Regions from separate parts of the Mus musculus genome. Here regions 1, 2, 3, 4, 5 and 7 are each linked to region 6. The links are chromatin loops, found by intact Hi-C in ENCODE. Cell type or tissue: heart. All regions are shown on one strand.

The links. Hi-C counts contacts between places; a loop is a spot of excess contacts. Peaks named below come from ENCODE experiments on the same cell type or tissue, not always from the same donor. Only the 100,000 strongest peaks of a DNase experiment are listed, where the experiment ranks them.
Region 1: it touches region 6 in a loop (3-fold over the local background); 7 of 42 quality-filtered maps call a loop at or near these places.
Region 2: it touches region 6 in a loop (3-fold over the local background); 3 of 42 quality-filtered maps call a loop at or near these places.
Region 3: a loop joins it to region 6, with 6 times the contacts of the local background. A loop is called at or near these places in 14 of 42 quality-filtered maps.
Region 4: it touches region 6 in a loop (2.7-fold over the local background); 5 of 42 quality-filtered maps call a loop at or near these places.
Region 5: a loop joins it to region 6, with 2.6 times the contacts of the local background. A loop is called at or near these places in 5 of 42 quality-filtered maps.
Region 7: it touches region 6 in a loop (3-fold over the local background); 14 of 42 quality-filtered maps call a loop at or near these places.

Annotation. Positions count from the first base shown.
Region 1 is chr10:17,365,471-17,369,470 of GRCm38, reverse strand. No RefSeq gene overlaps it. Among named protein-coding and RNA genes, the nearest start is that of Gm20125, 270 kb to the right of the region's middle. In heart, no CTCF peak of the experiment used is centred here; a DNase peak (open chromatin) is centred at 2,210; H3K27ac peaks cover 1,555 bases.
Region 2 is chr10:17,474,136-17,478,135 of GRCm38, reverse strand. No RefSeq gene overlaps it. Among named protein-coding and RNA genes, the nearest start is that of Gm32656, 180 kb to the left of the region's middle. In heart, a CTCF peak has its summit at 1,882; a DNase peak (open chromatin) is centred at 1,215.
Region 3 is chr10:16,992,443-16,996,442 of GRCm38, reverse strand. The region is part of intron 1 of Gm20125 (predicted gene, 20125); the gene reads left to right. Among named protein-coding and RNA genes, the nearest start is that of Gm20125, 100 kb to the left of the region's middle. In heart, no CTCF peak of the experiment used is centred here; a DNase peak (open chromatin) is centred at 2,362; H3K27ac peaks cover 403 bases.
Region 4 is chr10:17,946,395-17,950,394 of GRCm38, reverse strand. Heca (hdc homolog, cell cycle regulator) reads left to right here and starts at 2,328. Exons shown (of 4, transcript NM_001033432.3): 1 at 2,328-2,886. The coding sequence starts at 2,613. In heart, no CTCF peak of the experiment used is centred here; DNase peaks (open chromatin) are centred at 2,184 and 3,044; H3K4me3 peaks cover 2,306 bases; H3K27ac peaks cover 1,953 bases.
Region 5 is chr10:17,541,383-17,545,382 of GRCm38, reverse strand. The region is part of intron 3 of Gm32543 (a long non-coding RNA gene); the gene reads left to right. Among named protein-coding and RNA genes, the nearest start is that of Gm32656, 120 kb to the left of the region's middle. In heart, no CTCF peak of the experiment used is centred here; a DNase peak (open chromatin) is centred at 2,322.
Region 6 is chr10:17,722,792-17,726,791 of GRCm38, reverse strand. It overlaps Cited2 (Cbp/p300-interacting transactivator, with Glu/Asp-rich carboxy-terminal domain, 2), which reads right to left and starts at 3,564. Exons shown (of 2, transcript NM_010828.3): 1 at 3,333-3,564; 2 at 1,118-2,854. The coding sequence starts at 2,846. The coding sequence ends at 2,037. In heart, CTCF peaks have their summits at 2,348 and 3,960 (motif pointing left); DNase peaks (open chromatin) are centred at 2,551, 2,671 and 3,681; H3K4me3 peaks cover 3,650 bases; H3K27ac peaks cover 3,526 bases.
Region 7 is chr10:17,557,869-17,561,868 of GRCm38, reverse strand. The region is part of intron 3 of Gm32543 (a long non-coding RNA gene); the gene reads left to right. Among named protein-coding and RNA genes, the nearest start is that of Gm32656, 100 kb to the left of the region's middle. In heart, no CTCF peak of the experiment used is centred here; a DNase peak (open chromatin) is centred at 1,648; H3K27ac peaks cover 961 bases.

The sequences.
Region 1 (4,000 bases), 360 kb after region 6:
AACTTTGTCTCTGTAACTCCATCCATGGGTATTCTGTTCCCCATTCTAAGAAGGAATGCAGTATCCACACTTAAGTCTTCCTTCTTCTTGAGTTTCATGTGTTTTGCAAATTGTATCTTGGGTATTCTAAATTTCTGGGCTAATATCCCCTTATCAGTGAGTGCCTGGAAGATCCAGCAATACCTCTCCTGGGCATATACCCAGAAGATGTTCTAACTTGTAATAAGGACACATGCTCCACTATGTTCATAGCAGCCTTATTTATAATAGCCAGAAGCTGGAAAGAACCTAGATGTCCCTCAACAGAGGAATGGATACAGAAAATGTGGTCCATTTACACAATAGAGTACTACTCAGCTATTAAAAACAATGAATTCATGAAATTCTTAGGCAAATGGATGGGTCTGGAGGGCATCATCCTGAGTGAGGTAACCCAATCACAAAAGAACACACATGATATGCACTCACTGTTTTCAGTTTCTTAAATAAAGATATGAAGCTACTGCTTTTGACTAGGATTCTCCAAGTCTCTTGCTCTGACTGGCTCAGAAATACCTTAGCTATTACTTATCCTCAGAGGCTTCCTTCAGCCAACACTGTCAATCACTTGTTTGCATATCAATATGACCACAACTATCTGTTGTCTACAAGTGAGTTTCGTTCTCTCTGTGCTATAAACACTATTGTAAGAGGGAACCATATCTTACTCATAGGAGTATATAAACAGAGACTTAGGCATCTGACTCATGAAATGTTTGATGGATGGATACATACAGGAAGAATAATAGGAGCATAAGAGTATATAGCTATGATTTGGTTTTGTTTTCATTTTAGATTAAAAATCAAGACAACACATCTGTTTTACCAGGTTTTTGTTTGTTGGTTTGTTTTGTTTTTTGTTTTTGCAGGTTCTATGTGAAATCTTAGTCTTCTCAGTCACTTATAATGAAAGAAGTATGGGGATTTATCTAAAATTCAGATTTAAAAAATGCTAAATTTAGTTTGATTCATTACTCCTGGTAAGTATGTATCACACTCACCCAAGACACTGAAAACAGTATTTAATTCCACACACATTTACTGATAGTCCTTATAGGTAACATACTACGCAGAAAAAGAAACATTAATAAAATATGGATCCTGCCAAACAGGCACTTGATAGAGACACATAGAAAGGACCTTAAAATGTAGGCAGAATGTGAAACACGAAGAGATCAAGGGGAGATGAATTCTGCTTATTACCACATTTTTTGAAGTATTTATCTTTTGTAGCTTTTTTTTTTTTTCATTTGCATTTGCTATAAGGCCTGGAAACTTGAGTTCCATCTCTGGGACTCACGTGAAGGAAGGAGATCGCTAGCCAGCTCCAGGAAGATATCCTCTAACTTCCACAAGCCCACTGTGATATGATATAGTTGGTTTGAGCACATACACACACATTCACACAGTGAATAAACAAATTTGATAAACATTACAAAAATTTGTGCTTTGAAAATTGAAGCCCTAGCTTGTGTGTGTGTGTATATATGTGTGTGTATATATATATAAATACATATATAACATCTTTGCACAATTTTTACTTTCTATATTGCCATACTCACTATCACTATGTGGAAGAACATTTTTTGATTATATAGCTCACATGAAAATCAAAAGGTTATTTGAAAACAGCCCTAGTTTACAATTTTTGAATTCTATTTTCTTTCTTTTTTTTTTTTTGAAAATTTACTTTCTGTGTCTGTGCATGCACATTCTATGCCATGGGTATGAAGGTCAGAGGACAACTTGGGAGGGGGAGGGCTCAGTTTTTCATCCAGCATGTGACTCAGCATGTGACTCCTGAAGAATTGAATATACTCAGCTGTCAGGCTTAGCAGCAGGGCTCTTTGACTTGCTGAACCTAAGCTGCCCAAATTCTATTTTCTTTGAATGGGCCTAGATCAGTTTGCATAACATCAGATGCCAGGGTTCTGTGTATAGGTTATCAATGTTGTCATTGCAAGATTTCAGATCTTGAAAGGAATTCAGAGGTTTTTCTCATTATTCTTGTTTTATGAAATCAAGAGGCAAACAGACTTAATGAGGTTAGTCACTAGAACAATCACAAGAAAACCCTGCTGCCTTGATCCCGCTACTTGGCTGTCCAGCACAGCACAACCCCCTTTCCTCCCCTCCCCTCGGAACGTGATGCTTTTAGAATAATTTTAGACTCTAGGAAGTGCAATCCTGGGGAAGATATTTATAGCAAGCCTCTGGCTCATTGAGCATGCTCTTGTTTGGGATATTCCACTGCACACTCTGTTCTTGTCAGTAATAAATTATTCCCTGACAATTTAGTTGCCAAAGGGTTCCCAGCCTAGATGCTTTGCACATGTCTGTTTGAAAATGATCAGGTTAACCGGTTTTAATGATGCCTTTGTCCTTTACTTCCCTCCCAGCACGGAGAGAAGGAAGAATCAAGAGTTTCTGAAAGGGGGTGAATCTCACACAATGGAGCCCTATTTATATAACATTTAGTAATCCACTGAGTTTGATTTTTTTTTTTAGTTCCAGAAAAGATTTTACTCTTATTAATTAGAGGCAAGAAGTCAGAAAAAGAAGAAGAAGAAGAAGAAGAAGAAGAAGAAGAAGAAGAAGAAGAAGAAGAAGAAGAAGAAAGAGAGAGAGAGAGAGAGAGAGAGAGAGAGAGAGAGAGAGAGAGAGAAAGAGAGAAAGAAAGAAAAAGAAAGAAAGAAAGAAAGAAAGAAAGAAAGAAAGAAAGAAAGAAAGAAAGAAAGAAGGCATCTTATAGCCATTTACAAGTGATTGTGGGCTGTAACTTGAATTCAGTTATATGATCAACTGACTTAATGATATTTTTTTAACTTTCTAGTAGGTCAGGATACAAACTAAGGGGACATTCAAATGTTAGAAAAGCAAAACAAAACCAGGGCATGAATGAGGGTGGAGAGGGGAAAGGTGAAGGTGGCTAGCAAGTATTGTTTCGTGACTCATGTTTCTCAACTGAAAACTGAGATTTCTGGTCACATTAGGGTGAAAATGTTGATAGCAGCTGCAAACAGGAAGGTTTAAACATGCCCTTCCCTGGGTAGTATTTCCTTTGGTGTTCTCTGTTTCTATGGTATGTCTTAAAGCTCTGTAGTTTTACAATCAGCTGCAGCTTCCTCAAGTAGGAAGGAAGACTCTGTGTTCTGTGTTCTTCCTTCATTTACTGCCGTGTGGTTGTGACATCTGCCTGTCCTCGTTGACAGTGGATAATGCTGGAAAGACACCCCTACAGCAGGGTATGCTCAACAGTGATCACAGGATGGCTCAAAACTGACCTCTCTAAGGGGAGAGAGAATCCATGGTCTGATTAGCAAGGGGAAACCATGCTTGCCAGAATGATGGCTTAGTTTTCAGTTTACATTGTTAGTAATAGCAAGATAATGAAGAGTGTGCTCAGTTTTGAGATGTTTGAAGGCCTTGTTGGTTCAGGCAATTGACAAATTGTAATTTAAGAGATAATAATCCTGAATGGTGAAAAAGAGTTCAATATATTTGCAAACTAATGGACCGAAAGGAGAAATAGGGGAATTTTTTTCAATATGGATACTTTTAAAAAGGGTGGACAACCAATTTCTTAAATAAGACATTTTTTGAAGAACGTCTGTCTCACTGGGGATATGTTAGAAGGCTAAATATGTGTTCTAATTGAACGAGAGCTTTAATCCCTGGTGCTCCAAGTAGAAAGAAAAACAAAAGAACTCCATGTCTCTTTCTGTAGGAGTGTTCTCCCTTTAAATGCTTCTGTTATGATAAATAGAATAGAGAGGTATGAAAAGGCTATTAAAATAATCGCAGATGTTTGAGTCAGAAATTATGTGTTGGTTTAGACTGTCAGTGGGTGAGTCAATTGCTTTCATGTTAGGACTAATCAGCTGGACTAGAAAACTGGCTATCGATGACTTCAGGTAGCTGCATCAGATGTAAGTCCGTAAGCTTCACCACTGGAATCTAT
Region 2 (4,000 bases), 250 kb after region 6:
AAATTAACATGACCTGTGCCCCAGTGAAATGACAGAGATGACTAGGGAGAGCCAGCAAGGTTAAATTGGAAGGATGCAGGCCAACTTGGAGCTTGCGTCCTCCTCAGCTTTCTTTACTGCCTAGTCCTTGGTCCGTTTCCCAGAGTAGAATCCACAACCCTGTTGGCAAAGCACTGCCAACATCCAACAATGTGACACCTACAGTTCGGACAGTATTCTCCCAGAGCTGATAGAGGCCCAGGGACAGCCTTGGGCTCCGTCCCCTTCTTCTCCATCAGATCAGACATCACAACTGAGTCTAGCCTCATCTATCTCCCCCTTTTCCTGCTCTTATTGCAGATATCCACTGCGTTTGCTACCCCACAATGGTTATTGGCTTGCTTTAGTTAACCAGTTCTCTTTGGGTTCTGGGTTCTGGGCTGATGAGTGGGGACCATGGAACCTCGACAACATTGCCCTTCTGATATGGACGCCCTTTTGCGGGCCTCAGTTGCTGTGGCTCTCAGTTCTCCTCTTGTCAAGGGGCTCCTGGGTGCTTCTTTAACTCTGCCTCTGTTATTTCATTCTGTACCAATCCTCTGAAATACATGGCTGCCTCAGGCTTTAGAGTAACGCTGAGATTTTTATCTCTGAAAAAATAAAAATCCAATCATACTTCTGTCTTGCTTTATATCTTCTGTAAGTTTTCATCACATAGATACTAGAATAAAATAGCAAGCTCTTCATTACACCAGCAAGTATTAGCGTAATCTGGAAAACCTTTCAATTTACACAACTTTCTCAACTTCAAAACTGTCTCCAGAGACAGTTGACCTACTTTCCTCCCTCATCTGTCCCATGTCTGTTCCTGCCTCAGGGCCTTTGTATGTGTTTGCAGACATTCCCATTTCTGGATGTCTTTTCTCATACACGCTTCAGCTGGGATGTTCCTTTTTGGAGACTGCTTCTTGGCCACCCTCTCTCTAACCCAGCTATCATGCTGGTTTAACTCAGTGGTACAGGCGTGTCTCTGAGATCACCTTGTCTATGTATCTGCCACACTTTGCTTCTTACCTTGACTTCCAGAATGAGAGAGCAGGGTCTTACTCCTTAGTGCCCAGGCTGTTCCTACTAAACAGGAGATACTCCGTAAATATCTGAATGAGTGGACTGGAATTCAGATGTCCCCAGAGGCCAGATGTTGAAAGCTTGGCCACCAGCCTGTGGCACTAGTGATGGGTGTTGAAATCTTCAGCAGGCGGTGCCTAGTGTAAGTAAGGCTGCTGAAGGCACTCTGTGCAAGAGGACGTTAGGTGCCTGGCCTCCTCTTTTCTCTCATTGCGTCAAGGCTGCCAGGTGAGGCAAGCCTGTTAAATGTCGATAACTTTTTTTTGCATCTTTGGGTCTCAGTTTGGCAGCTTATCTTTATCCCGTGTTAGCAAGTCTCACCTCACTGGAGCTTTGTGAGTTGAGCAGGACTGGGTAAAACCAGTGATGGATGGGAACAGAAACAGCATACAACAACTATCACTGGGGGTTGTCTTAGACAGCTTCCCGTCCTTATGACAAACTACCGTAGAAAGTCAACTTGGAAGAATTAGCTTTATTTTGGCTCATGGATGCTTGGCCCCTTTGCTTTTGAGCCTGCAAAAAGAGGCAGAACTTTGGGGTAGAAACTTGTGACTGAGGAAATTTGTCACTTTGTGATGGTCTGAAAGCAAAAGGGGGGAAGGGCAGGGTCCCATGTAGGGCGTGTCTGCAGAAACCTGACATCTTCCCTCTCAGCTTCACTTCCTTAAGATTCTTCTAGTTCTCAGCACACAGGCTGGTGACCAAGTTAGGCCTGTGCCACTACTGCCTGGCCAAGTTTTCCAAATGTGGCCACTGGGGGACATTTGAATTCCAAACAATAGCAGAGTTACATTGACAGTCCAGTCTCTGGGGAAGAGCCACTGGGCCACAGGTGACTCCAGCACAAGCCTCTTCATGAAACACTTGGTGGTTTTGTCAGAGCAGCAATTATAGATACGGCAGATGTCCAGCAGGCTGGACGCTTTATCTGTCCAGCTGAACTTCTGGGAGCCAGACTGTCTTCAACACCAGCCACACCTGGTTCCTAGGCTGTGTTTTTTGGATCTGCTGATTCTCATTGCCCTGTGTTATTGTGAATAAACAGCGGAGATGTACTGATAATCTCCAAGATTACAAAACTAACCCAATTCCCCTGGATGCGCGGAGCTATTAAACAAGTATTTCTAGGCATCTCACAGAGATGTAATCTCTCCATGTTTCACTAGGCCACATGACTGTCATTTATGGGTTTTTTTTTGTGTATGTGTGATTATTATAGATGAGTGTAAGAGCATGCCTTTTTTACATTTATGACTATTTAATTAGATAAACCTAACGACTCTCAATATTTTTTAAGAGTCAAAAGCACTCTTAAGATTGCAAATAACGAAGAGTCATAGTCAGAAGACTGAATCCCCAAATTAACCAGTCTGCATAATCATATTTGATTATGCAGGGGTGTCTAATTCATTCATTTCCTTGCCAGTCAGTCTCTGTCACATTATCCTGGAGGGTGATAAGCCCCTGGGCTCTAGTATCTTTATCTTCTAGTTAATTCAACATAATAAGAAGGCTCCAGAATGTCTGTAGCATGATGATATTTTGATGAAAAATCTGTATCATTTGCAGGAAAGAAATAGCAAGAAGATATATAGCAATATGCTAATAGTCAAATTGAAATTTTAGGGTTTTTTGCTTTTGGTTTTCAAATTCTTCTGCCTTGACTATGCCTGTCTTTTCTAAGTAAAAAGCAAATGTATAAACCAGTTGTGTGCTTTATGGGTAGATGTGTGAGAGCCCTGATGTTTTCCTTGTAAGAAAAGACATGCAGGATGGATTGATTGATAGTTGATTGACAGTTTCAGGGTATCCATTTCTGAAACATGAGCCAAGGCACTAGAGTCGGCAGGATCCCTAGAGATACACCAGGCACACCAGCCAATCCTGTGGTTTAAGAGGCTTATTTTGAGGAAGCTTCTGGTAATGTTGGTTTAATTTTAAGAGTAAATTTTTAATAATTTTAGCTAAGTAAAGAGTGATTAGCATTGAGTCAGTTCGGAAGTATCCCATTCCACAGGTGGCATTAGAGTCTGTAATTCTCACCCTTCTTAATGCTGTGACCCTTTAGTACTCATATTGTGGTGACCTACAACCATAAAATTATTTTCTTGCTACTCTACAACTGTGTTTACTACTATTATGAATTGTATTGTAAATATTTGATACGCAGGGTACCTGATGTGTGACCCCTGTGGGGGTCATGGCTCACACACTGAGAACTGATGCTTTGGTCTGACAGAGACCACAAAAAGAAAACCCTACACTGGACAGGAAATTGGACAGAATGATGGCTCATATTTCCGTCTGAGCTTAGAAGAAGCAATAATCAAACCTAATATTTTACTTGTTTTCTTTTTACAATATTCCATAAGGTAAGCCTAATTTTTCAATATCATCATCATCATCATTATTATTGTATTTGTACATTTGAATGCAATGTCAGTAGAGGACAAAGAAGAGTAATGGATTTCCCAGACCTGGAGCAGCAGGCAGTTAGTTGTGAGCCACTTGATGTGGATGCTGGGACTCTCTACTAAGGTCCTCTGTAAGACCAGAGTTCTCTTGTGTGATGTACCATCTCTTTAGCCTGATGAGTGCTGGTCAAGGAAGAAAGCTGATGTTCAGACTGACTATGTAATTTGCAGTTACACAGAGCTCGTCTATGTCTGGGCTGGAATTTGATTCCTACCTTATCCTTTCTCACACAGTGACTATGAGCTTACCCATCACTTCTTCTTTCCTTCTGCTTGTTTTCAAATTTCTCTCCTTGTCTTTGCATCACTCCAAGAATGGTGGCATCTGCTAATATATTTGGATTTTATTTAGTTCCTGCTTTTGATATCCAAGGGTGAAGAAACAGATGGCTGACTGCTGGATAGAAGCATGGGTG
Region 3 (4,000 bases), 730 kb after region 6:
TAACCCAGAACAAACCCTGTCTTCCTTAAACAGTTTCTGTCAGCTTTTCCTCCACATTAGTGACAGAAATAATAAATGGACTTACTTTTCTTAAGCAATAACAAAATCATTATTGTTTTTCAGATAGGCTCCTAACACGAATGGTCGAGGATGGTCTTGAACTAGAGATCCTGCCAGTGTGTGCCACCATTCCTGTCTACTGGCTCCTAGTTTTATTATTACTTTGACATAAGACTTTAAATACTAAAAAAGTACGTTAGAAAACACTGTCTGTTTTCTTTACTACATGTCACTTTATTATGTTGCCTTTCAGGTCCTTTATTTTCCCTCTGAAAGTTTGAAGTACTCAATGTTGTAATCCAGACATTTTAAACTTTGATTTGCAATCATCTAAACTACAATTCAACAGAGAAATCTTTCTAAGATTGATTTTCTCTCACTGGGTCATTCATAAACATATTCATTACACACACACTCCACGAATATTCGATAATGCATCAATCACTGAGCTGTTTACATTAAGAGACACAATTGAAATTGAACAATATAATTCAATGAAATTACTGGTCTTTTTATTTATTCATCTAACCCCTAGCTGCTCAGTCACTGTAAACAGCTTCATTGAAAACAATTCACTTTTCTGTTCTTTCTGGATTGATCTTCTCAAATACATGATTGCTCTTAATTCAGATGAAATATTTCATTTCTTTAAGTACATGGAAAGGAATTAGAGCCAGCTGAATGCAATAAGGAACAAGGAAGGAAGACGCTCAGTAAGAGGAAATCAAACCTGTTTACAAGTCTGGGATCTAAACACTTGTGAGGTTTGTGGTTTTGGAAACTATATTCATATGTTAGAGGAGAAAATGATGAATGCTAGATAAACATGAGTTTTAAATGGCCTGGGTTGGATTCTTATTTCTCATTGCACCCTAAGTACCTCTTTCAAATTCCTCTGAATTTCAAAGAGTTTCAACTCAGGGCTTAAAAAAAAAAAGAAAAAGAAAAAGAAAAAAAATGTCATTTAAACACTGGGTCATTTCAACATTGGAGGGAGAAACAGATGAGGCAGAAAGATGGAAAATGTTTTCAACCATCAAGATGTGTCTGTTTTACTCAGAAGACAGGTATAGTGTGGAATATTCATAGTATTCATAAAAACAATTAGTGTGTACAGTCACTGGAGGCACATCAAATTATCATCCCATACAATGGTAAATTTTCCGTTCCTAAATCCCTAAATCAGTTTCTGTTTCCAGTTCCCCTTTCAGTAGGTGACACTGGGAATATGCTAAACACAGCCCTTGGGCAAATTAGAAACAGAAGCTGGGGAAAACATTAGGAGCCTTTTCTGGGTCTTATTTCATTTTAAACTGTTGTGTCTATTTAGAAGGTAAAGAACATTAATGTAAGTGTGTTTTAGAAACAGAAACCCATCAACTGAGAAAGTGCCATCCTGGAGTTCTGTTCCGATGGCCTTATATATTTATTTAGTTGCTAATGTTTTAAAGGAATGGACACAGCCAGGTGGAGACTCCTGAAGGTGGCAGTCATTTTGAATCACCAAAAACCCAAATGATGGTTCTTGGCTGTAGGAGCTTTTGAATGTGTTGGCTTTGAAAGTTTCATGACTGGAAAAAAAAGGAAGGCTGAAGGGAATTGGCATTTTAATTCCATGTGGCTGAGCTTTTTAGTTACGTTCAGACACTTCTATTTTTATTTCTTGAAGCTGGGCCCATGGCCAAGTAGGAAGCTGCGGAATTATTGCTCTTGCCCTCACATTTAGTACAATCTCCTATAATACTAAGGTTAGGTCAGCTTTTTCCCTGTCCTTGCATTAAACCTACAAATAGATCAGATTTCGTGATAAGCACCAGTGGAAAAAGGACGAAGGACGGAAACTGAAACACGGACCCTGTTCAAGTTGAATTAGAATCAGATCCATTGCGTCTCATGTTTGCCTAGTGCTGGCCTGAGAACCTGCTTGGTTTCACCTCTGCACTCTAGTTGTTCTTCCTTTCTTCCTTCCTTCCTTCCTTCCTTCCTTCCTTCCTTCCTTCCTTCCTTCTTTCCTTCCCCTCTCTCTCTTTCTCTCTCTCTCTTTCTTTCTTTCTTTCTTTCTTTCTTTCTTTCTTTCTTTCAAATTCTTTTTCTTTTTCCTGTTGTGTGCTGATACACTTAAATGATAGCTCTTCTTGTTTTATGCAATGGAAAAACTATTACGGAATAGTTAACCTTGAAAGCCACTGACTGTATCTAAAAACAGAAGAAAAAAAAATCTCTCCCTTACTGTGCCTCTCATTGGTTGTTTGGAAACAGCTGCTTGATGCCAAGTTTGTACTTCGCTCTTATCAGCCCATTTGGTGAGATCAGAATGTGCCTGAATAACTCTGAAGGTTAAAATATGTTGTTGGAGATTTCTGTTACTGCTATTCCAGAAAGCCACCTAATAGCATCCTCACAGTCAGCAGGGACCAGGCTCTGTCTTTCTCATGATTGTGACACATAGTGGAAATTTACTGGCTTCTATATATCACAATCTCTGCATGGTGTGTGTCACACTCAGGATAAGCCCAGCAGGACAGCCTGCAAATGGCCTGGCAGGGTTGGTCGACCAACATATGGAACAGTCCCTCTGAAAACAAAAACATGCTGCATGCGCTCATGATCTGAGTTTTACATTTTGAGTTTTTTTTTTTTCTTCTCTAGCATAGATGGTTTAATTGTGGCACCTATAAACTTAATTTTTAGAAAACTCGATAATTATAATTTTTATAATTTCCTAATTCTTTTTTTTTCAGCATTCTAGAAGTTGTGCTTCACTGCTATTAAATACTATTTGGGTTGTACGGGTTTTTTGAAGTTGTTATTTATAGTACAACCCCTAAACCCTTATAATATATATTTTCATTTCATATATACCTAATCATTCAGACCTTCTTCCAGAATTGAAATATACTGCATTATCATAGCTACTCAACAACTAGAAAATATGCATGGCCCAACAAAAGCATTTGAATATTTCAAATTGCTGCTCTGTAATCTGAATGTCATACTGTGGCCTTAGTCTAGAAATGTCTATTAGAAAAAAAAGATGCCAAGGATTAATCTTGCCTTTTGTGGTGTGCTTACATTTATCTCCAAACAGTGTATAGTGTTTTGTCAGTTATTTATCAAGCTATTTATATGTTTATCTGGTGCCTGTCACTGGGGTACTCAAAGCCTTTGACAAGTGTGCTGTTAGCAGAAAATACTGCCCAGGAGAGAAAGGATATTCTTTTTTCACTTGACTCCTTCAGAGCAGAAGCCATAGTAATTCCTATATGATTTATTGAACAACCATTAGAAGGAAACAGGCAGAAATAGATCAGCCAATCACTCAAGGCATGGACACTGGATATCTATTCTTGTTGAAATTTCTGTCCAAGGAAGCATGAGAGTTGAAAAACAAATATAACCATCTTCCAAAAGGCAAGATAACAAACAGTTTTTGTTTTTTACTTTTTATAAAATGCCTTGTAGATGATTTTTGTTCTGTAGTATGTTATGTCCCTCTTTCAACTGCAGAACTTCCCTTGATCTTAGATGAGTGTCATTTGGGCAAAACCCCAATGAGTTATGTAGAAAGTGATAATTAAAGAACCATACATTAGCAGATGCAGATAATTTAATATATAGCAATTCTGAAGACTTATTATCACACCTGATGTTTGCAAATCAGTCACTTCCATGAGTGGTCCATCTGAGATTCTCATTTCTTTTTTCTTTTCTTTTTTTTTTATACTTTATTTTCTTTGCCTAAATGATAAGAGAAAGTTGTTAAATTAGCGATTTATGATCAGGATACTCAATAATGACAAGTCAGCCAAAGACAACCTCAATTTGTATTATGATATGATATTCTTCCACTATATTTTAATCCTTATAATGTTTCTACCTGAAAGGACCATCTTAACATTTTTTTCAATGTACAAAGAATGCTATTTCTTCTTTTCTCATA
Region 4 (4,000 bases), 220 kb before region 6:
ACAATACTGCCATCACAGCAAGCTCCAAACAAGAGACAAGTGAGTGAATAACTTCATCCTAAGTGTGTAATGTAAGCCTTTTTGGTGAAAAGGTATGAGGGTCCATGGAGGCAAGCCTAACTTTGGGTTACCAGAGAAGACTTGGTAAGTTATTAATGGCTTAGTGGAGATATTAAGGTTCAGAAGAAATACAGGCAGAAGAATCCTTTAGGTATATTTCACACATTTGAAAAATTTGTACTAAACATGATAGTGGAGAAGGCTTTATATTAGACTGCAGAGTTAGAAACACAACCTGCCCTGTTCTACTGATACAGGGTGTGTGTATGTGCGCACAATGTGTGAATATAAGACATAAACACATCATAAGCACAAAATAGCTATTCTCTAGCTGGGGAGATACTTAAATTGGTAAAGTGCTCTTTGTACCAACTTAAGAACTTTATGTGACCCATGTAAAAACTGTGCACAGACACACATATCTATAGTCCCAGAGCTGGGAGGCAGAGAAAAGTGGATCCCTGGAACTCACCAGCTGGTCATCTAATATGTCCGTGAGCTCCAGGTCCATAAGAGACCCTGCCTCCAAAAAATAAGGTGGAGAGGAATAAAGGAAGACACCTGATACTAATCTCCAGCACACACATCTCTCTTCCACCTCTCCCTCCTTCCTTCCCTATCTATCTTAGCTATCATTTGGGCCTTCTAAAGAATTACTTTCCTTTAACATATAGTGTACTGCGTCCAACTAGCAATTGCTCTCAAGAATACAGTGTTGCTCCAGGCTCTGCCCATCAGAATCCTGGCTAGGAAGTCATGTGGATGGCTCTTCTCTGAGCAATTCCTTGGCCATCTTTCTAGACCCTTCAACCTAGCCACAGTGCCTTGCCTCAACAGTCCAGTCGATTAAAGATCACGCCATAGGAAGAAGACACTGTAAACGAGTTCAGTGTTTTTCTGTAGTCATGGATCAAGAATGTCATTTATACATTCACCAAGATCAGTTCAGTTGTTTCTTACGGCACCCAAGATAAAAATATGGCTGTTTCATGCGAGGGAACAGAGGAAAATTATTTAAGCATATACATTGCCAACGTAATCAGAGGTAGACAGGAGAAATAAACTGTGATACTCGGGACAGCTCTTCTGGTAAGGTATGGGATCATTCTGAAGAAATGAGCTGAGATCAGAAGGGTGGAAAGGAGCGGGTCTTTGAAAGGGGCAGAAGAGAGTGCAGAAAAGGAGATTACATCAAACTCTTCCCAGGAACCCTGTGCTCTCATCTCTTTTTCTTTCTTTCCGTTTTTCTTCTTTAATAATAGATTTTTAATACACTATATTCTGCTCTTCTTTCCCCTTCTCCAGCTCTGCCAAGATCCTCTCCACCTCCCTTCCCAGCCGAATCCACAGCTTTCCTGCCTCTTCTTAGAAAACAAATATGCATCTAAATAATAATAAAATAGATAAGATGAAAACAAACACACAATATAGGACAAAACAAACAAATGAAAAAGCATGAGAAAGTCATATAGATGTATTCGTTCAGTGAGGAATTCCACAAAAAACAGAAAACTGGAAGCCATATGTCTATACAAAAGACCTAAAAAGATTACACATATATATATATATATCCCTGACAAAACATTCTGAGACAAAGAACCTCTTAAGATTCAACTGAGTCTCTTTTGTGTTGGCCATCTACTGCTGAGCATGGCTGTGCCCTCACTTCTTCACCTCTGATGTCCTCCTCACAACCCGGCCGTTCTCTCCAGACAACTCAGTCTTCTTTGTGCAGCCTGGCTCCTCCTGGCTGGCTCTGCTTCTGACAGAACCGACAGAACCCTTGGGTCTCTGGTTGGTAGGTCTGGGCTAAATAAGCTTTCCACCACGAGACTGAAGAATTCCCATACAGGAGCTCAACTGCACTCTCCAGAAACTCCTATCTTACCATTGTTGAGCCGCAGAGCCATTGAGCGAATTATTAATCCGAAACCCTTTGTTTTGCTCTCCTGTTCTAGTCACCTGTTTGTTTTTCCAGACCACGTTGTCAGGTTTAGCTCCAGTAAGGTCAGAAGGCCAGTTAACAACTTCACGAACACTGCCTGGCTCCCAGTCGTGGCTGTCAGCACACGCGGGAAGCCCGCCAGCCTCCCTCTCCCAAGAAGGCGCCTGGATGACGTCACCCAGAGCCGAGGGCTGAGCGCCGAGCGTGACGTCACGGGGGCGGAGCGAGTTGCCGTGAGGTCACTGGGTGGGCGGGGCCGGGCTCAAGCCCCAGTGTCGTCACGGGCGGGGGCGGGCCTGGAGCGTGTCAGCGCAGCCGAATCAAAACAAGCCCGAGACCCGCCTTTTCCCTCGGGCTCCTCCGCGTCTCGCTCTGCTCGGGGGCCCGTTGCGCCCGCGCGGCTGCGAGCCTCGGGTGGCCGCGCGTGGCCGCGCCGGCTTCTGCCGCGGAGGGCGCGGCGGCCGGAATGTCGCGGCGAGGGCCGCGCGGCGGGGCGGGCGCCTGAGGAAGAGCGGCCGGCCCGCGCTCTCCGTGGCCGCCCCGGTGCGGCGGGGGAGCCGCCTTCGTGGGCGCCGGGGACCGGGACACCCGCGAGCGGGCCGGGGAGATGCCCAACCCCAAGAACAGCAAAGGCGGCCGCAAAAACAAGCGCGCCAACAGCAGCGGGGACGAGCAGGAAAATGGAGCCGGGGCCTTGGCGGCGGCGGGTGCGACAGGCGCGGCGGCCGGAGGGGCCCTGGCGGCGGCGGCGGCGGGCTGCGGGGCGGCGTCGCCCGGCGCGGTGGGCACCGGCGGCGCGGCGGGCCCGGGAGGTGCGGGCACGGGCGCCGCCAACGCCACCGTCGCTGCGGGGGCTGCAGCCGCGGGAGACGCTAAGAATGGTAAGACGACAGCGGCGGGGCGAGCGCCAACTTCCTCACCGACGGGCGGGCGGGCGCGGTGGCGGGGCCCTGGGTGGCGCGGGCGGCGCGTGGACAATGCGAGTCAGGAAGTGCTCGCCCCGCCCCACCGCCCCGCGCTGCCTTTCCTTTCGTGGTCCCCACGCGGAGCGGCGTGGACCGGGGCTGCGGGCCCCGCGGCGGCGCTCCGGTTGGTGCCTGCTCCCCGTGGTGCCCGCGCGGGCTGAGTCTGAAATGTCCCGGGTTGGTGGGAGCGAGGCAGCGGGCAAGCAGGAAAAGGAGCCCAAGTTAGAATGATCCGATTGGAAACTTCCCTGCTCACCGCGACCCACCCACCCACCATTGCCCCCAAAGAAGAAAAGCTGCAATTCCCAGCAGATGTAGGCCTGTTGCCTGATTGCCACAGGTGGAGAGAGAGAGAGAGAGAGAGAGAGAGAGAGAGAGAGAGAGAGAGAGAGAGAGAGAGAGAGAGAGTGTGTGTGTGTGTGTGTGTGTGTGTGTGTGTGTGTGTGTGTGGTGTTCATTTAATTCTCTTGTCTTGCTCGAGGAAGGAAGAGAATCTGAACTTGACTTCCGTTCCCAACCTGAAGTGTTTGGGTGTCTTTTTCTTTTTTTTCTCTCTCTTTCTTTCTCTCTTTTCTTCCTTTTCTTCCTTTCCTTCTTTTCTCTTTCTTTCTTTCTTTCTTTCTTTCTTTCTTTCTTTCTTTCTTTCTTTCTTTCTTTCTTTCTTTCTTTTCCTGTCCCTTGTATAATTGTTTCACATTTGTTTTTCTGAAGAAGCCCTGATAATTTCATGAGCGCTTGAATGATCCTTTAGAAGGGAGGAATGCAGGTAATAGCTAAGGTGTGACAGGATTTTCCCTTCTTACCACAGGATGCCTGACATTTATTTGGGCAGCTTTTAAACTTTTTTCTTCTCAGGTAGTTTTTCAGGGGAAAAAAATGTACATTTTAATGTAAGTAGATGAGAATCGTTAGAATCGTTATATTTGCTTCTTAACAGTTTTCAAAGCCATCCTCTATGTAGATGGTCTCCCATAAAAAGGGCTACAGTACTTACAAGAATGCCACAGTGATTCCCATAGGAGATAGACTA
Region 5 (4,000 bases), 180 kb after region 6:
TGCACAAGCAACAGCTTAAGTCAAACCAGTAACAATTCAAATGAAAAAAAAAATCAATGTCCAGAACAAAGCCTCTTCACATTTCAAATCTCTGGATTATGAGTGGTTAGAAGATGTCTTAAATACCATCCAATTTAAGTCAATTATATTACAGATTAAAGAAAAAAGGTAGTTTGAGCAAGATATCTTTTGTAGAAAAAATATTTTTCATGTTGAGACACAGTTTTATATCTTTATGGGTTTAAAAGTTATCCCGTTTTGAATCATCTTTGCTTGATGAAAGGACAAAAAAATGTGTAAAACAAGATAGCTGATTAACCATGATCATAGAGCTAAGAAAAAGAAAGGACTCAGACAAGAAACCATGTTCCCTGAGGTCCTCATTCAGAACTCTGTGGTTAGTTGATCATGAAAGTAAATTAAGTCTTGTAGAGAATTTGAATGTTGTTTCCAAAACTCTTAGATAAACCATGCTCTTGTGTTATTCTCTGTCATCTAATGTTATCCATCTCTATAGTAATTACTCTAATTTCTTTAGAGAGTAGAATAATGGTCTCTGATGGAGTCTGGAGCCTATTTAGGATCTCCTGATAAAAGGTGATATATACATGTACACGTTCAAGTAATTTCAAGAAGTCAGCAACATGGGGATAACACTAGGCTATAAACTAGTGTCCTATGGATTAAGACCAGCTATGACTTTCTATTTCTTGAGTGTTTGCTGTGTTCCAGGCATCATTCACAGAACTTTACACGGTATGATGGCTAATATTGATTGGCAGTTTGACAGAATCTAACATCATCTAGGAGACAAACCTTTGGGTCTGTCTACAAGGGAGATGACAGACTAAGTTAACTAAGGTGAAAAGTCTTACACTAAATGTAGGTAGTCCATTTCATGGGCTGAAGATCCTAGGCTGAATAAAAGGGAGAAAGTGAGCCAAGGTCCAGCATTCGATTCTCTTTCTGGTTCCTGAGTATGGATGCAATGTCACCAGCTGCCTTTCTGTTGCCACGACTTCTTCCCCGTAGTGGGAGATATATGGGAACTGTGAGCTCAAATAAACTCTTTGTTTCTATGGATGCTGTTGTCATGTGTTTTGTTATAGCAATTAGAACAGTAACTAGTGCACATCAGCTACATGATTTAATCCCTGCCAAACCACTTGTGTTTGTGTCCATTTTTATATCTATTTCACAGGGTATAGTCTAATATACCTTCAGTTTATTTAACAGCTATTTCTTAAAAAGTGATCGATGCTGGGTATGAAACTTGGTGCTGAGGATACTACAGTACCCCATGTGGGCCTAGCCTTTAACAATCTCAGAATCCAGTGAAAAGTTATTATTTCTATACTCAGAAATGTGTCGCAAAGGGAATAGACAAGGCATTGAGAACCACATGAACAGGTAGATAGTCAGGGAGGAAGTCAAGGGTGAATTTTCAAACTCACACAATGAAAAGCTGCAGAAGACATGCAATATCAGATATCATGTGGGAGTTAAATCACTCACTAGAGGCTAATGCCAGAGGGCAGAGTTTTGATTCAAACAGACTCATTTGCTCCCAACTTTAGACTGCTTCACCCACCAGAGCTCAGTTCTTTAACGTACAAGGACTCTGAATGGCACTTCTATACTAAGAAGACCTTCCTAGTCCTCTCCATGCCTGTGAAGTATCCATCTCTAAAGTGCCAAGTTTTGGTATGAAACTAGATTTTCCCATTTGCAATGTGCCACGATGGATTTCTCTCTTTCATCATTTCTGCTTGAAAATCTACCTGTCACCCAGTTCCTAAATCTTTGGTCTTAAATTTGCCACTTAGGTCTGAGTAAGCTCCTGGTAGAAGCACAGGGAATTCTGGGTGATCACCGAGTCATTCCTATTTGTATTCTGCCTCATTCTAAATATTGACAGATTATGAATCAAATATGGTGCCTTAACTGGTTGGGATAAAAAAGATTCTAGTTTCTATTGATGAAAAAATTATCTATATGTGTTAAGATCTCATTGTTCTGACATCCAAAAGCCCTGTTTCAAGTAACCAGGCCTTTATTTCATCTTCCCAGAGAGGTAGCTGGGTGACACAGGATTACTGTTAGATCTAGGGCTGGCTTCCTTCCCAGAGAACAAGGTTAGGTAATCAGGTTAACTCCTACTAGTTATCCAGCCAATGTATTTGGTGCCACCGTGGGAAGAAATGCCAACCATGACAAGCAGAGGCACAGTGCTAATTTCAAGGTCTGTCTGGGACACTGGGCTCTAGAAATAATAGCTGATTACAGCAGTGTTTGAAATGGGCATGCTAAGAAGTCCTACTTAAGAGCTTCTGGAAGATGTCAACAAACAATGGAGATAGATAAAGTTTATGACATTAGAAATGTGCTCGACAGTGTGCTTTTGAGTTAGCACGGCGAGGGGCCCAAGTGGACAGGCTGTGACTATGAGTTTTGGCTTGTACCATCCAGAATGGCTGACTGGGTCAGGTGGAGAGCAACACCAGTGTGTTTATGTAAATGTGTTTGGAACGGAGAGTGTTCCCAACAAGTGCATTAATAATTCTCAGCAAACTTCATCTCTGGATATGATGGAATTAATTTTTGAATCGGTGAAGTAAGAAGATATTTTCATTCGAAAGCAAGTGGGAAGACGAAAGGAAACAGGATTCTTGGCTAGGAGAGCAGGAGTGACCTTCCAAGTAAAGAATTTCAACCAGGGCTTTCAACTTCAGGAGGGAATGAAGCTGGGAAAGACTTGCATAATAAAAACTTAATGGGGATGAGCATTTGGGGGGGGGCAAAGAAAGCTCTCCCCCAAGATCCTCTGAGCACACCACACTTCCTCATTACCCTTACCACATTCAAGGACCCTGATGTGCCTTCTGCACTTTTTAATTTTTAAAGCAGGAAAACATTATTGCTAATTGCTTTTTCATCCACTTTTTTCATTCTTTTTCTATTTTTTCTTTCTTTTTAACACATGGCTGGCATGCCAGCACATGCTTGGATGCTCTCACAGTTACATATAAACCTTAGAAAGGGGCCCTCTTTCCCCCCTGGCCTGACTCAGACTCCGTGCTTTGTATAAGTGAACTGGGAAAGGCTGGAAAGAATGCGCATAGGGTCTGGAGCTGTTGTGTTAAATGGTGGGAGCGATAACAGCGGATGATGGAGCATGCTAGGTAGGGGGTGGAATGTCCAGTGATGATGGGTCACGCTGGGTACTTTGTGTAACAGATTAGGGTGTGGTTTTTTTTGTTGTATTCCAATATAGTTTTATTATTGCATCCAATTGATGTGCCTGCCCATGTTGCACAAATGAAGTAAATCTAAGTATTAATGAGCAGAGCTTGTGGCCGCTAAACTGTGTGTAAAGAGCACATTGAGTTTGAAAGAAGACCATGCTTGATAAAGTTTTTAAAGAGAATTTGTAATGGGTCCTAAAGTGTATTCAGGAGAAGTAACAGAAGAAAATCCATAGAATCCACATTTACAAATGCTCAGAACAACAACAACAAAATCAAGAAAACCAATTTCAGAATAAAATGATTAAAAAAAAAAGATTGGAAAGATAAATGAAGTTCTCAAAAGGCTTAAACTGTGGTTTAAAAACAGTTTTAACCAAAGCTTGTTGTACAGCAATTTTCCATAAGCTCTGGTTCTTCAATCAGAATTGACCAAATTCTTCTGTCACTGCTTACAATCTTGAGTGATGATAATTTTTACTGATAAGAACAATAAAAGATACTTTCATTAAAAGGAGCAAGGGCAATTTCCTAATGGATTAAATACATTAAGATTAATAATTTTATTGTTTTGTCAAAAAGGGGATCTCTCATGAACCCTTCATTTTATAACAAAGTTTCTGTTGATTTCACATTGCATTAAACAAAATCCTCTCTCCATTTTCTGTGTTCTTACTTCTCCTTTCTCCCTTTCTTCTTTCCTTCCTTCCTCTTCTTATTTTATTTCTCTTTTTAGAAATATGTATTTATATGAA
Region 6 (4,000 bases):
TATGCATCTTAATTTTACCTGTCCTGCTTGGAAATAGAACTTAACAGAGTCGAGCCACTCGGAGTCCTTCTCAGTCAGCCTATGTGCCAGATTCCAGGGCAGCCCTACCTGCTTGTTCTGACTGCAAACATGGGCTTTAGGATCAGATTCAAAGCACAAAAAGGGACCGCTCTTTTGAAGCAAGGTTTGCTGTAAGACCTTCTTGGCCTGCATTTCCTTGGTCTCTCCATAGGGTCAGTGGGAGTCTCTGTTCTTGGCTGAGGGTATGCTGCTCTTGAAAGCGTGAAAACATGACAGGCAACAACAACCTAACTCCTCTCTCACCTGGGATGCTCTGACACTTTCTTTCTCTTCTGCTTGATTATGTAAGGCTATCCCTGACACCCACTGAATGTGGGTTTGGTCTGCTTAAAGACTCAGCTCACCCAGGCTGTTAAACTCATTTTATACTGAGGTCCCTGGCACCTAATGCATGGGACAGCGGCAGCTCAGAATTCTGGAAAATGGGGCACGCTTGGGAGGGAACATGTTATGAAGGTTGTAATTTGACCTTTGAGTCAACCTCGGAGCAAAACTTAAATATTATTGGAAGCCTCAAGGTAGGTTTCCACCCCCCTCTTGCACCCAGAACTGCAAACCAGTCAGAATCTATTTGAGGTTAAGCTGGCAGATGTGTCTATCCTTAGCGCCTTTGCTCAGAAATAAAATTCATCACTTGAAATAAAGGTAATTTATATTTAATGCCACCCCATCAATCACTCAGTATAATATTCTAGTCCATGTCCTTTTAAGTAGTTGAATCAAAAACAGTTTTCTCCCCCCACCCCCACGCAGTGAGAAAGATTAAATATTGCTAGCCTTCCTAGCCAAGGAGCACTGGAAATGGAAACAACAGCAAAGAAACAACAACAAAAACACTGTGACAACTTCTCAGCCTTTGATTAAACCACACCAAGAGGCATGCTACAAAGGTAACCAGCAGCATTATGTCAATTATCCTAAATCCTGCTTTCCCTTAAGCTCACGGTGACCTGTTTTAGTGTCCTGAAACTTATTATCCTTTGAAAGCTTACTCGCAATAACAAGTGGAATGTAAAGACAACCCCCCCCAAATGACTGACTTTTAGAAAACAAGTTTATTTCTTAACTTTTTATTGACATTGGCAAATTAAAATAGAATAAATTAACAAGTATTTTCTCAAAAAAATGTTTTGTACAAAAATACTGTCAAAATTTCCTAAAAAGCTTTCAACACAGTAGTATCTTTTCATGTACTGAATATAACTATTAGCACAGTGTCAAAAATGTTGAAGACAGAAACAAAATAAAAATCTGTGAAATGTTTGCCACTGACGACATTCCACACCCTATTATTGTCTGTACATATGGGGGAGGGGAGACAGCCAACTTGAAAGTGAACGGTATGACTTTTCCTGATCCAGAACGGTTTGGCCCACATGTTTAATCTTCCAGTTTAGCATATTTGAAAACTTAAGTCTGTACTCGAATGCATAGTTAAAAAAAATGAAGCGAGATGGCAGTTTGTGCAGTAATATCTGCCCTTCAAAGATCATGCAGCCAACAAATGCAATGTTTCCTTTCACTCATGAATCTGAACGCAGCGCAGTCATTTGAAACCATCTACAAAATCCACAAGATTAAGCAGTTTGCCAAGCTTAATATCTAACAGTTGAGCACGGGAGAAAGTGAGGAAATAAAGGAGTAAAAACAAACAACAAAAAAGACCAAGTTAGCTAGATATTTCAACTACATAAGGGAGGTGAATGTCAAGGCTACAAAAAACGAAACAAGAATAGGAAAAAGTGGCAGCAATCTTTTTTTTTTTTAAACCAATTTGTACAAGTTTATAGTTTACTTTGTTTCCAGGTTCTCAACCCTTTCAGGATCTGAAAAGCGAGATACTGCGTCTAAGGGAATGTTTGTTTTTTTGTTTTTTTTTTAATTCACACCGAAGAAGTTGGGGGTGGGGGTGGGGTGGGGAGGGTGATTTCTTTCCGCCTGCGAGGTTAACCGAGTCAACAGCTGACTCTGCTGGGCTGCTGCTTGCACACGAAGTCCGTCATAAAATCAAACTCATTTTGGCCCAGCCAGAGTTCGGGCAGCTCCTTGATGCGGTCCAAACCCATTTCTATCACTAAGGACATAAGCACTTCCTCGTCGATGAAATCAGTGTCTATGACATTGGGCGGCAGCATTGCCGCGGGGACGTGAGCCACCGAGGCGGGCATGGTGCTGCCACCGCCGCTGCCGCCCGCGCTGCTGCCACCCGCGCCGCCCGAGGTGCCGCCGGAGCCGCCGGGGGTGCCGCTGCCACCCGCACCGCCAGGGGTGCTGCTGCCTCCGCTGTGCTTGGGGTTGCAATCTCGGAAGTGCTGGTTTGTCCCGTTCATCTGGTGGCCTGCAGTGGGGTGCAAATCCGGCATGTAGTGGTTGTGGGGGTAGGGGTGATGGTTGAAATACTGGTTGTTGAGCTTCTGCAGCTGCATGCTGGCCGGCAGGGAGCCTCCCTGGCTGGCCACCGGGGGACCCATGAACTGGGAGTTGTTAAACCTGGCGGCCGGGGCCAGAGCGCTCGGGGGGTGCCCCCCGTTCACAGTCCCCGGCCCCATGGCGTGCCTGATGCCGCTCGTGGCATTCATGTTGCCCGCGCCGTAGTGTATGTGCTCGCCCATGAGGGCGTTGAAGGCGTGCTGGGGCTGCTGCTGCTGGTGATGATGCGGGCTCGGGAACTGCCCCATGCCCATGCGGTGGGCAGGGTGGTGGTGCAGCCCGTTGGTGCCGTCGGGGAAGCGCCCGTGGTTCATGGCCATCATATGGTCTGCCATTTCCAGTCCTGAAAGCGAAACGAGCAGACGCTGAGACCCGCGCCACACGTGTCGCCCACCAGAGCGCACCCCACTTCTGTAGCCCCCCGTACCCGCGAGCACGTCTCAAGCTGCAGACCACCACCCCCGAGAGAGCCCACCAGCAGCCCGTGCACCCGAGCTCGCTACCTCGGCGGACCTGCTGCCTGCCGGACCCGCACAGCCTGGCGCTGAGCGACCTGCCCCTTCCCCTAGGATCCGGGAAAGTGTGGCGGGGGGAGGGGGACCGGAGCCCACACCCCCCTGGGTTCCCTGAAGTGGCCTAATAAAGGAAGTGCCCCGGAGCCGGGCCGCGAACTTCAGGCATTCAATCAGCCCTCCTCACCCTGTGGTTGCACATCCTGTTGTTATTCCCCAGCTCCGCCTCACGCTTGTCCCCGGAGCCAGCCCTGCCCTCGGAGGACTAGGCTGGCAGCAGCCCTGGCTAGCTTCGCCCGCCGCGCTCACCTTCCGTCTTTGCGATTTCTGCTCGGAACACCGAAGGCGGGCTCGTCGAGTCCAGGACCGGCTCAGCAGCACATAGAGGGACAGCCGATGGGCTGTGAGGCGCTCGCCGGTGCGAGGTTGGCGCCGAGGTCTTGCAGCAGCCGCTGGAGCAAATTCCGAGCCGTTCCCTTTTCTTTTCCTCCGCTGCCCTAGCCGCTCCGCAAGACCGCCAGGCAGCTGCCAACAATGAGCTGTGTTTCTCCGGGCTTTGGCCACTGTTAATATAAGGATCTCAGGAAGGGCGGAGCGACAGCCTCCCCGGCGGCAAGCGCAAACACACGGATCCCGGAACATCAGCACCCTGGATCGGGTCCTCTGCCGCGTCCGCGAGTCCGCGCTGCACGTGCGCAGCGGCTGCGCGCCCCGGCGCCGCCCAGCAGGTCTCCGGACCGAAGTGGCTTTCTGGCTCCCAAAGGCGAGGTTGTGCCTGCCACCTCAGGGACACGGAGCTAGTCCTCCCGGCCACCCAGTGCACGGAAGCATCTACAGGAGAGGAGCAAGGAGCACTCCCCACCTCCTTCTGGCTAGATCTCCCCACCCCCAGCTCGCTCACCCGGCTTACCTAGTGATCTGCCCTGCCCTCTACAGGAAAAAGGGGTTCGCTCAGCCTCCCTGCCCTGCAGAGTTTT
Region 7 (4,000 bases), 160 kb after region 6:
GTAATGATTTACTGGTTTTTAGAGGCAAGTTACTTCTAGGCTGCTGAGGCTGGAGCTGAGAGAAAGCAGGGAGTACCGGGATGGCTTCAGGGGCCCTTCGCGTTGCCTCTTCATTGGTTTTTAAGTAAGCCACGAGCACAGTCAAATGAATGCTCTTCCTTTTGAATGAGCTTGGCCTCTGTCACGGGGGCTCTTCCGTCTTTTCCTGTTAGTACTCAATTTATCTTCATCAAGTCCCAAGCAGGAAGGTCCAGATGTTATGACTCTTTGTTTTACAGTTTTATCATTTACAGGAAATTCAGACACAGGAAAATAGTGAGGAATTCAACCCAGAAGGACAGGGCCCATCTATAGTTGGGGCCCAAAGGAGCAGGAAGCCCTAGCTCACGGTGTCTCTATATAGGAAAGGGTTGAGACTATAGTGCAGTATCCCTTCAGGTAATTTTTGTTTGTCCTTTTTTTTTTCAGATCCCTGTAATATATTAGTTCACTGTCTGTGTAAATCTCAAAACTTGCACCTGACGTTGTTATAGATCTGGATGGAAAATATCTAACAATTGAGAAAAAGCAGCCTGGGATTTTCAATGGCCAGATTAGATTTCAGGATGCTCAACATGTCACACACACATGTACACAGACAGACACACACGCCTGCACACACACATAGACACACACACACATACACAGACAGACAGACACAGAGATACACACACACATGCCTACACACACACATGCCTGCACACACACATATACACACATATTCACATATGCACACACATATACAGACACACACACAGACATACACAGAGATACACACACACACACACACATATGAACACACACACATACACATACACACAGACACACACACATGCCTGCATACACATATACAAATATGCACACACATATACAGAGATACACACATATGCACACAGACACACACAGATACACACACACTCACAGACACACACATATACACACACATACACAGACACACATGCCTGAACACACACATATATACACACACACAGACATACACATATGCATACACATACACAGACACACATGCATACACAGAGAGATACATGCATACACACACACACACACACACACACACAGAGGACACACCATGTCTTGTATTTCACTCTGTTTCAGTCTCTGTGTGGATTGGGGAAAATGACAAGTTTGGTTTCCTTCAAGTCTAACTCAAATGTGCTCAAGTAAAAACATCAAAAACATGGTACACAAACAAGGGTGAGGCCCACAGCCGGAGTTAAGAGATCTTCTTTACAGGCACAGAGGCTGAAAAAGCATCAGCATTCGCACAGCCTATCATTTAGTGAGCAGAGATCTCCTTTCTGCTCCCTTAAACTCTCAACTCTTGGCCGCAGCCTCCCTAAAGACTCACTGGATCTTGCACAGCTGCTAAGGGACAATGTAAGTTGTCTAACAGTGAGCCAAAGTGAGCATCAAAATGGAGTTAAGGAACTTCAAGGAGGAAGCTTTCTGTTTGGTTTGTTTCTCTTATTTTGAAAGGCAGACCCACCAACCTAATGGAGACATTTTGCCATTCTTTCTAATCACCCTCTTTCTTTCTGAATCTGCGTTTTCCTGGAGGGTAGATAATCTCTGGCGCTGTGCTCACTGGCTCAGCTCAGCTGAGCTCTGTTCCCTGGAGTCTTGCTAACTGTATAAACTTTCAGTTCCTCAAGTCTAATGCTGGCTCACCCAGGAAAGAAAAAAAAAAAAAAAAAGCAAATTGAACAATTAAATTCAAGCTGTAGCTTCCGTCATGACTCAAGAACAGAAAAATGTTTTTAAGAGCCAGCAGTACATAAAGTACCATTAATAACCCAGAATTTATGATTTCCCATTGGGGGCCCCAAACAACATCATTTTGCCCAACTCTATTATGATACTGGATTGGAAAAGTTTCTCAAAAGTAACCATTTGATCCACTCTTCACCCAAGGCCGAGAATTTTGAGAAATTCTTTTATAAAAACGAAAGAAGCTGGAACCCTCTTTCTTTTATTCTTGTCTTTTCCATGCCCACCCCTTGCCTCTTTTCCTTGGCTTAGCTGCCCGGTTGCTGTGTCAGCATGCTGAGATCTGTGCAACACTCCCACCTCAGGAATTTGAAGCCTGGTGCTGAGTCTTTTTATTTCTTTGAGTTCAAGCTATGGATTTTTGTATTCAGAAAGTCTTAGAGGCTTATGCTATAGGCCCAGATTTTCATTCTTTGGCTGCATGGATAAATTAGGCCATTTTGGGAAAGTCCTTTGCAATCACATTACAGGGGCCGCTTGACTAGAATATCCCTGAAAACATTAAGGATGGTTTCTTACAATATACTGAGAAAAGTCCATGCTAGCCCCCCTCCCCTAGTGTGATGTTTCTAATGGAGTAAATAGTTGGACGATGGTTAGAAAGTCATAGAATAATTGATTTGAACACTCCAAGTAAATATTTCTCAGGGCAAGCTCACACTTTTAATTTCCTAAGAAGAGGGCTCCATTTTCCTTTCTGCCTAGAAATCATTTCCAAAATTGTATATGCAGTCAGAGCTTCAGAAACCACTGCTGGGTCTTGGGGGATGCAAGTTCGTGGGTTAGTTGTCCTAGAGCTTAGATAAAATAGAATGTAAGTAAGAATTATATACAAAATAAACCTTTTTCTCTGTTGGGATTAATGACTGTAGTTAATTTAAATGCTCAATTGGAATAGGAAACTACCATGGAGACTACATCATTTATTTATTTATTTATTTATTTATTTATTTATTTATTTATTAAGCTGCTCCTATATATTCTTTTCACAGCCCCACACTGCAAACAACATTGTCCCCATTACACAGGCAAAGAAACGGTGGCCTGGACAATATGATAAATGCAGACACTGCGGCAGTAGTCATTCTAGGAAGGTAGGTGTGACTCTGTACCTATCCTCTCATCTGATGTAACATGTTGCCTCTGTGGGCAGATGAGTGAGGACACTCCTTTGATATCCATGCCATGTGTGTTTCCTTTCCATGCCGAGAAATGGCTCCTCTAGTGGTCTGAAGGTGTGGAGAGGCATTCATTGCCCTAGACTCAAGCATCTGGTAGGGAATTCTGATGATGGACTTCTTGGAGATGTCTGAAGGCTAAGGGAGGGTTTGAAGGGGCCACTTTGACAATTCGGCCAATGGCAAACTGTCTGACTTGAGAGGAAGAGCAGACACATCCTGGCATTGTTGTGGCAGGCAGAGTGAAGCAGGCAGAAACACCCTGGGACTTTCAATGTGTGGTTTCTCCTCATGCTGCTGAGAGTTCAAAACTTCAGAAAACTGTCAAGATGGCTTGAGGCAGGTTCTAGACACCTGTGCCCTTACAAAATGGAAAGACCCATTTTCAAGGATTCATCATTTCCCTTCAGAGCTCCTGGTTCTGCGGTGGGACTTATTCTCCCCTCAGGCATTATGGGTATTCATTCTCCCTCACTGGAGTTCCTTCTGGTAAGCGGTCACTAAGAAAGAGTCTAGTCAATAATTTCGCCATTTACAGCAGTGAGTTTACTGAAGGACTCTCAGGAATCAAGCGAAGCTACCATATGAGGATGAGGCTGCAGAGGCAAGGGAAGTTTCTTTGTGCTCCTTGATGTATAGGACCCAGGGAGTGCCTATTCACAGCCTGATGGGGAAGGATGCTCCTCAGGGGAGGGGGAAAGACTGACTGAGATGATGAAAGATGACATCAGAGTGTATCTCCAGAAAAAAACAGATCAACACAATAGGGAGTTCCCTGGCTGCCACCTTTCAAATCACACAACAACAGGTGTACATTTAAATGAAAATTGATGGGGGTGTTGGTAGGGATGGGTTGCTATCACTAGGAATATTTTCTTTCCCATATCTGGGTTCTCAGCCTCTTAGTGCTAGAACAAAGTTATGCTTTTAACTATTGCTTCTTGATCAAAGATCTTTTCCAAAGAACATCGTAAACACTAGTAATTTAAATGCTG